Linked DNA regions of Homo sapiens: region 2 is linked to region 1. Evidence: chromatin contacts called from ENCODE Hi-C data. All regions are on one chromosome and are shown on one strand. Each heading gives the region's core, a stretch centred on a gene start or an enhancer-like site at or near the end of the contact. The rest is flanking DNA. Distances are from core to core; before and after follow the strand shown.

Region 1 (4,003 bases), core at 444-2,943:
CACTTTGGTAGGCCAAGGCGGGCAGATCACTTGAGGTCAGGAGTTTGAAACCAGCCTGGCCAACATGGAGAAACCCCATCTCTACTAAAAACACACAAAAAATTAGCCAGGCGTGGTGGCAGGCTCCTTTATTACCAGCTACTTGGGAGGCTGAGGCAAGAGAATCGCTTGAACCCGGAAGGTAGAGGTTGCAGTAAGCCGAGATGGTACCACTGCACTCTAGCCTAGGCAACAGAGCGAGACTGCGTCTTGGGAAAAAAAAAAAAGAGAAAACTTTCAATGCTAATTAATTTATCATAATATAAACAGTTTCTAATGTTTACTTAGATTTATAAGGGTTGGACGATGTTCCTGAAAGAAAATAGAAAGTCACATAGGTAACCTGATTGATCTCAGACCAGTGTGTTTAATACTGCAAGGCAGTATAGTAAAGGGGTAAAGAGAGAAGTCTGGGGTCAGATTGTCTGGGTGGGTCTGATTTTGGGCTCTATATTTATTACTGTGTCACCTTAGGTAAGTCATTTAACTTTTCTGCGTCTCAGTTTTATCATCTAAAAAAAAACCCTTAAGATAATAATAGTATCCAACTTAGAAAGGCGATGATTTAGGACTTGTAAGATGCTCAGAAGAAATGTTGTCTGTGGTCATTATTGCACATAGGCTAATATTGAGGGGAGAACACTGGTTCATTCCCCTGCCTGTGATTTCAGGAATTCTGCCCCACTTAAAGTCTTACCAATATATGTCTGGATTCCCCATTTAAGGTTTTCATGGGCTTACAAAAACTCAGATCCTGCCTAAGCTACCTGAGGGTACGTTTTACCTCCCCTGCTGCTGGTCCTGTGACAAGGCTAATGTCTAGCCACACCAGGGTGCCTCCCCTAGATGCTCCCAACATTGGATTTCCAGGAGTCTTACTGTACCAAAGCCAAGGTCTTTTCCACCCAGAAGGGAAGGGAATACTTAGCCTCCTGCCTCTTGATGCCACATTCTACTCCCTTGAGTGCTTTAGGGAATTTGCTTCGATGCTTCATGCCTACTACGCCTTTCTCTTTAAACTTCACGCTTGGGGCCCTGGCTATGAAACAGGGATACCTGAGGCACAAAACCTCCCTACCTCTCCCGTTTTTCAAAGAGCAACTCTCTGGCAAATGGACTCATGAAAGTCCTGCTTAAAAGTTCCTCAGACATGTTTGAATGGGCTTAAATCTTACTTTAGGCTCAGTCCAGGACTCTGATTCCCCTTTCCTGGTTACATAAAGATGCTAATAAAATCCTGAAACCCCCTTTAAGCAATCAGCAAACAGAATCTCCTCTTAGTTTTCCCTTTTGGGCAACTGTATATGCCTGCACTGTATTCAGTAAACATATTTCCTAAACAAAGTAAAGCTTTCCATATGCTTTTGTGATTTTAACACATTACTGATTGAGCACAGTAAAAGCCTGAAATGCATGCAGTGCTAGTAAGATAGTCCCATGGGTATCTACTTCCTTAAACAACTTTCCCTCAAAAGTACTAAATGTCTCCATAATATCAACTATTGATAAAGTTCTCAATTCAGTGTTATGTCAGTTGAGGCAACCCACTGATTTATATTTCCTAGAAGGCTTTTTCTTTGAGAGTTAGAATGGTAGACAGAAAAGGAAATTAATCTACATGAAACTCTAAGGGAAAAATGTAGGTTTACAAGTAGTGAGGAATGGCGAACTATTTTTTTTTTTTCTGCAGGACATTTCTGATGAGTCATGTTTATATGCACAAGTATGTATACCCACTGTTACTACAGGCATAGTAGAGATACAGTTGGCTGCAGGCTGTACACAATAATCTGAAGCCTGGCTGTAAACCTTCTCTTCACATTAATCTGCCACACACTCTGATGATTAGGAATCCCTGATCCACTAATAATCTTTTCTACTATGAATATATAGCTGAACAATTTGTGATTACAGTTGCTAATATATCCTGAAGTACATCTAACCTCCAGTTGATGTCCCATCTGGTGGTGTTTCCAGTTTTGTGAGCTTTATCTCTGAATCAACTTTAATAGAAAATAGTAAGGTCCTGAAGCACTAGTAGTCACTTGGTTCTGGAACCCTATTTATCTCTGCATTTCAATAATGGGCATTTTTATGTAATGCCAATGAGCAGGGAATGTTCACAGAATGCACTATGTAGGGATTCCCTAATATCTGCGTTGTAGCAGCATCTAACCATGTGCCATTCAAGCATATTGTAAGCAAAAGGGATGGATTAGCCCAGTGTGGAACAATTAGAAATGAGCCAGCTTGCCTGAAACAAAGGCTACGGAAAGAGATTAAGAGTAGAGACATCTGCTTACCATCAAGGGTAGACTATAAATAGCAGTAGCAGCCTGAAACCAGAAAGTGATATATATATATATATATATATATATAAATGGAAAGGTCTATTGTTCACATACAAACTTTCCAAAACCATCACGACTGCCCCATCATCATTATCACTAATATTCCTTTGCAAATATTTATATTTAATATGCATTGAAAAATCAGGTTGCTTGTTTTAACATAAAACCAGAGTGTGTGATATAGGATGGTATATATTATTTTCAAATTTTAAAAGGAAAAAGAAAGCTCATAAAGGAATTACCCCAGTTATTCAGAGAGTTCAAATGTTTCTGTTTTGGTTATCCATCCTCTCTGATACAGCTCACAGGGAAGCTTCAAGTAGTTAGGAACTAAAAGGTATAAACCAATATTCACCGAGTCTTCTGAAAACACCATGACTTGCAGTTTCACAATTTTAAGAGACAGCACCCTGCAATACCATACTGTGCTTGAACATATGCAAAGAAGGATAATTATAACCATTTTTCAGTCTTGTGCAACTAGAAGTGGAGATATTGCACCCGATCTGCAAACTTCATTATGAGGCCACTAGGGTGTCCATCACTGTCAAATTCCTATTGGCATTTCAATTAAAGAGGAAGGATGGGGAGAGGGAAAGGGAAGTGAAAGGAGGACAAATATTATTCCTAGAAAATAGGCTCAGATATTTGTACTTAATATTTTCTACATTTTGATTATTTGGCAAGTGCCATGGGAGAGAGTGATGTCCAACTTTGCTTGTCATTTATCTCAGCTTATCCTTTGTTCCCAGTCACAGACTCAACTGGAAGCACTGTGCAAATTACCCCATGATGCAAGCATGCACTTAAGCCAATGGGTTATTTTGTATTTGAAGATGTCCCACCAAATTAATAACTTATTATTTATTGAGGGTTTTTTTCCACCAAAGGTGTACTAGATTTTCACCTAATAATCTATATACACTTATTCAGTTCCTGCCTGTGACCAAAGGCCAATTTTTTTTTTTTATCAGGTGCTTACCCAGGGCATGGAGTACAATGTATGATCACGTGGACAGATATTCTCCATAAAGTAAGAGGAAAATCACATGGAGAGTGAATCTTTGACCTAAGACTCATAAATACAAAGCACTTGCCAACTGAACTAGTGGCTAAAGAGAAAGAAAGCATTTCCAATTAGGAAATAAACCTGGTTTCACAATACTGTCTATCAAATATTAAGGGATTCTCAGCACTTTTGTCCCAGGTCAAATAATTCTAAACTTTTATTCTTTACTCAGAAAGCTCTCATTTCCAGAGACTAAACAACCAAGCACATCTGTGAATCTTGATTAAATCCTTATTTTAAAAATTGTAAAGACATTTTTGGGATGATTGGAGAAATTTGAAAATGATTATATTAGGTAAATTAGTGTTATATTTTGGAATTACTATTATATGTGCAAATTACTGTTCTATTTCTTAGGGACCATAATGCTATTATAGTTTTATATGAAAATATCCCATCTTCTTAGAAATTACAGCTGAAATATTTAGAGGTGAAGTGTGATGTCTGTAACTTTCAAATGTATATACACACACACACAAAGGAACTATTGCAAATTATTAACAAGGTGGTGGGTTATTTATTTTGGTATTCTTTCAACCTTTCT
Region 2 (3,983 bases), core at 1,350-3,849, 1.1 Mb after region 1:
CTCAAATGGTGAGGGTTAGACAAACAGTTCCTTGAACTGTTTAAAGGAAAACTACCCCTGCCTAAACAAGGCAGACTTGGATTTTCTCATCCCAGGGATAATGATAAAGAGATTGGACTTTGGCCTGTGAATCCACATTCAGTGCCTATAGAGGGATTGAAAGTGAATTCACTTTTTCTTAAAAGTGGCCACCAAATTAAATAGAGAAAAGGCTTTGTTTAGGTTTGGGTTTGTGTTTCAGCTCCTCACAAGCCAGGCTTTCATGCATTCTGACTGTCCAGGTCAGCAACCAGAATGTGCCTGGCTCCACAGCTGGGCCTCTGCACGGCTTGTCTGGCTAAGTCCAGGCGCGCATATTATCCTATCCAAGCATCAGTAGGTATTCAGAGCAGACAATTAGTTCTTTGAAATCAACTGGAAAGCCAGCATTCCTGTGCTCCAGTGGGGAGGAGGGGGAGAAGAGGGCAACTTTTAGACTATTAAAACATCCATCATACAGCCCTTTGCTATCAGGGGCACCTCACAGGAAAGCAAAGGCGACAAAGCAAAGAGTATTAAACAGCTGCTTGTTCGTGATTCTGCTATGTCTCTAAAACCTCTCTGGCTCCTGCACTCCAAGCCCCAGTTGAATGGAAGAGAAGTGTCCTGTGCATCAACGTGTTCTTCAGGACACTTGTTCTTCTCTGCACTGACCAGGAATTTTCAATGCCGCCATGCAAGAATGGCGCTTTACTTAAAGACACTGCATTATGTTAAGCAGACAGTCTGTCATTACTTAGCAGCCACACTATACTGTGGATGCAGTCCTGTTGTTTTTATTAAAGGGGTTGTCAGGATCTATAATTCACACATCATTAACCGCTTCATTAAGAAGACAGCAGCCCTGTGGGCCCTAAACTTGTAGCAGTTTGAAGACAAAGCAAGTAAACACTCTCCTTAACTGAGCCAGAGAGGCGACCCCCACAACCCCCCACTGGTGGGAGTGTCTGAAGAAGTGCTGTTTTCTAGGAAGAAAGTTTTTTCAAACTCTGGAGCATAAATGTGCAAAACATATTCACTTAAAACTGATTTGATTTAAGTTAAAAGCATTACTTTGCAATGAGCTGCGCAATCCCACATCATTCATCAAAACCAAGCCATCACGGGCCGCAATGTGTGGTTACTTAAGCATTTTCATATGCCCTAGACTTTTTTTAATGGAACAAAAAGCAAGACCATGAAATACACAGAAGGGAAAACATCAAAAAATTTGTACATGGCCCATGACATTGGTATTCCTCTAACATGGATTTTACTAAGCATCACTTATATAAACAATGGCGCCAAATCCTGTTTTCTTTCATAATGCATGTTTTCTCAGCAGTAGTACTGCAGATCTTGAAATACAATATGGGGGCTCTAGTTTCCCAGTGAAATCATATGGTTGGTGTATTTCCTCAAAATAAGCTTGCCATATGGAACCAGCCCTGGAACAGGCCCAGATCAAACAGAAGTAGCTAAAGATCCTGCACCTCTTGAACCAGCCAACACAGCCAGTGAGAAGACCAGTCAGCCTTAATGATTTCTTTAGAGTCTATGCACTTAGGTCTCTGTATTGGACTTTCTCTAAAGTTTTTGTTTGAAGAAAGAATTCTGTGACTAAAATGAGTTGGAAATATACCGTGATGGGACTTTCTTGATTTTTTTTACCCTATCAAAACCTTCCTGTTCTTAATTGCCTTTTTTCTCGGAGCTCTACTAGGTAATTGGCTAAGTAAACCATACTATGCTAAAGCCAATGTAAGGGATAAAACATAATATGTTTGTGCTTTTCTGGATAACATTTGCATTTATACTTTAGTCTTCAACCTCCTAACCAAAGAGAGTTAAGCATGAATTTTAGGTTCCATGGCAGGGCTACTTGGCAAAATAGTTTTGCCGTAGGCATGAAGTACAGAAGAGACTTCTCAGTGCTTGAAATCATACCACCCAGCAATCACCAAGACAATGATTCTCCAAATGTGGTACCCATACCAGCAACATCAGCATTACCTGGGAATTTGCACATTCTTTGGCCACACCCCAGACCTACTCAATCAGAAATTCTGAGATCTGTGTTTTTAACCAGCCTTCCAAATGATTGTGATGCACGCAAAAGTTTGAGAACCACAGACATAGATTCATGTTCTAAGTTGTGTTACCTAGAAGCAGAGCCTGAGATGGGGATCCTTATGAAAGTGATTTATTAAGGACCGCCTCTCAGTAGAAATCTGTAAGAAAGGAAGTGGAGCAAAGAAAGGGACAGAGACAAGCAAGCACGTGATGTAAATTCAGGTGAAGCCTCTCCTTGGCCTGATTCACAGGAAGAGGATTCTAGAGCGCAAACCATGCAGCAGAGTTATCTCCCTTTGAAGCAAAGGGCTAACCTTTGTCATAAGCCCTTCTTAGTCACTAACTATAGGAAGGACAGAGGCTTCCCCAGTTGATGCCAGTTCTCTGGAGAAGGGAAAGTGGTTGTCATTAGCAGCCAAAAGTCACATAGCTGTGGGACAGGGGGGCCTGGGTGAGTGCTACTACTACCACCAATATAAAAAGTCAGCTTCAGCAATATACAAGCTCCACTACTTTCACTATGAATCAACTAGAGAATGACTCATCTACGCACTCTCAGTACCCAAGACAGTATTGGTTATGCAAATATGAAGCAGGAAACGCCTTAAACTCCAATCTGCACTGAACAGCCACCAGAAACCTAATCCACTTCAGTCATCTTTGAGTACTATCAACACTGGAATAAAGCTGATTTCAGAACCTGAAACCACAAGCCTCATAGTGCAGTGAGAGAACGTTTGAATTACTAGTTCCACACAACATGAGTTTTGGATGCTTGCATATCTAGTCCTCCTTTTGTAAATAAGAGCACCCTGATTTCCCTTGGGGTACTTAGCCCTTCCCCATTGTGTGCTGATCTTGGTGAAGCTGCAAATCACTGTGCCTGTCTTCTGCTAGACAAGGTGCAGGCGTGTGGCTCAGTCTGGGTTGACTGATTGCTTTCCTTGTAATTAAAATCTTAATTAGAGTGACACAACTGACTACGGTCAGAGCACATTCATAGCAGTGCTTGAGACTTGAAGAAATTCTTCATCAGTTCCTTCTGCCCAGGCCCTCAGAGGGCCTTTTTAAGTGGAATTGTTCTTAATTCCTCTAGATCCTTCCAGCCCCATATCCTGCCAGTAAATTCTCTTTTGCTTAAGTGAGTGGGTTTTGGTTGCTTGCAACCAAAGAATCCTGGCTGACCCTAGTTTCCAAATTCCTTGAGTTTGATGGTCTATTTTGTTTTAGTGTTATGGTTTTTATTCAGGTAAGAAGAATCCTGTTTCCATTATTTTCACTATGTAACAAACTACCTCAAAGCTTCATGGTATAAAATAGCTATTTTAATATGCTTATAGAGTCTGTGGGTCAGGACATAGCAAGGATGGTTTGTGTCTTCTCCAGAATTTTTTTTTAATTAGCCAGGCATGGTGGCACTCACCTGTATTCCCAGCTACTTGGGAAGCTGAGGAGGGAGGATCTCTTGAGCTGGTAAGTTTGAGGCTGCAGTGAGCTATAATCACACCACTGTACTCCAGCCTGGGCAACAAGGCAAGACCCCATCTCTTAAAAAAACATAAAAGAAAGTACATAAAGCTAAAAGGCAACTTTATGAACCCAATCACAATTTTAAAGGAATTTCTTCTAATTTCTCTTAATAGGATACACATACATTTAACATAGTATATATGTATGTGACATTTCTTTTTACTGGTAATGAAACAGGAGAGTTCCCTGATCCCCCTCATAGGACATGTAACAGATCTGTGACTCATCTGTTCCATCACTGCTGCTGCTCAAACTCCTGACTGGAGGGGGAGTACACAGACAGGCAGGTATAGTAATCAGGGTGAGTGCTGTGGGCTCCAGCCCCGTGTTTGGGGGTGTGCCTGCAGCCCCAGTGTTATAAT

What was found. Hi-C counts contacts between places; a loop is a spot of excess contacts on that map. Pooled maps may share reads with other maps.
Region 2: a pooled map shows a loop between it and region 1 (4-fold over the local background). The contact joins two enhancer-like sites. A Hi-C loop is called at or near these places in 3 of 37 single-sample maps with no recorded cell type and 7 of 50 pooled maps.

The regions. Positions count from the first base shown.
Region 1 is chr5:123,452,983-123,456,985 of GRCh38, forward strand. No RefSeq gene overlaps it. Among named protein-coding and RNA genes, the nearest start is that of CEP120, 32 kb to the left of the region's middle. Within about 2 kb of position 1,694, at least 3 of the 41 ENCODE cell types and tissues checked have a DNase peak (open chromatin) inside an H3K27ac peak, as active enhancers do.
Region 2 is chr5:124,581,317-124,585,299 of GRCh38, forward strand. No RefSeq gene overlaps it. Among named protein-coding and RNA genes, the nearest start is that of LINC01170, 140 kb to the left of the region's middle. Within about 2 kb of position 2,600, at least 3 of the 41 ENCODE cell types and tissues checked have a DNase peak (open chromatin) inside an H3K27ac peak, as active enhancers do.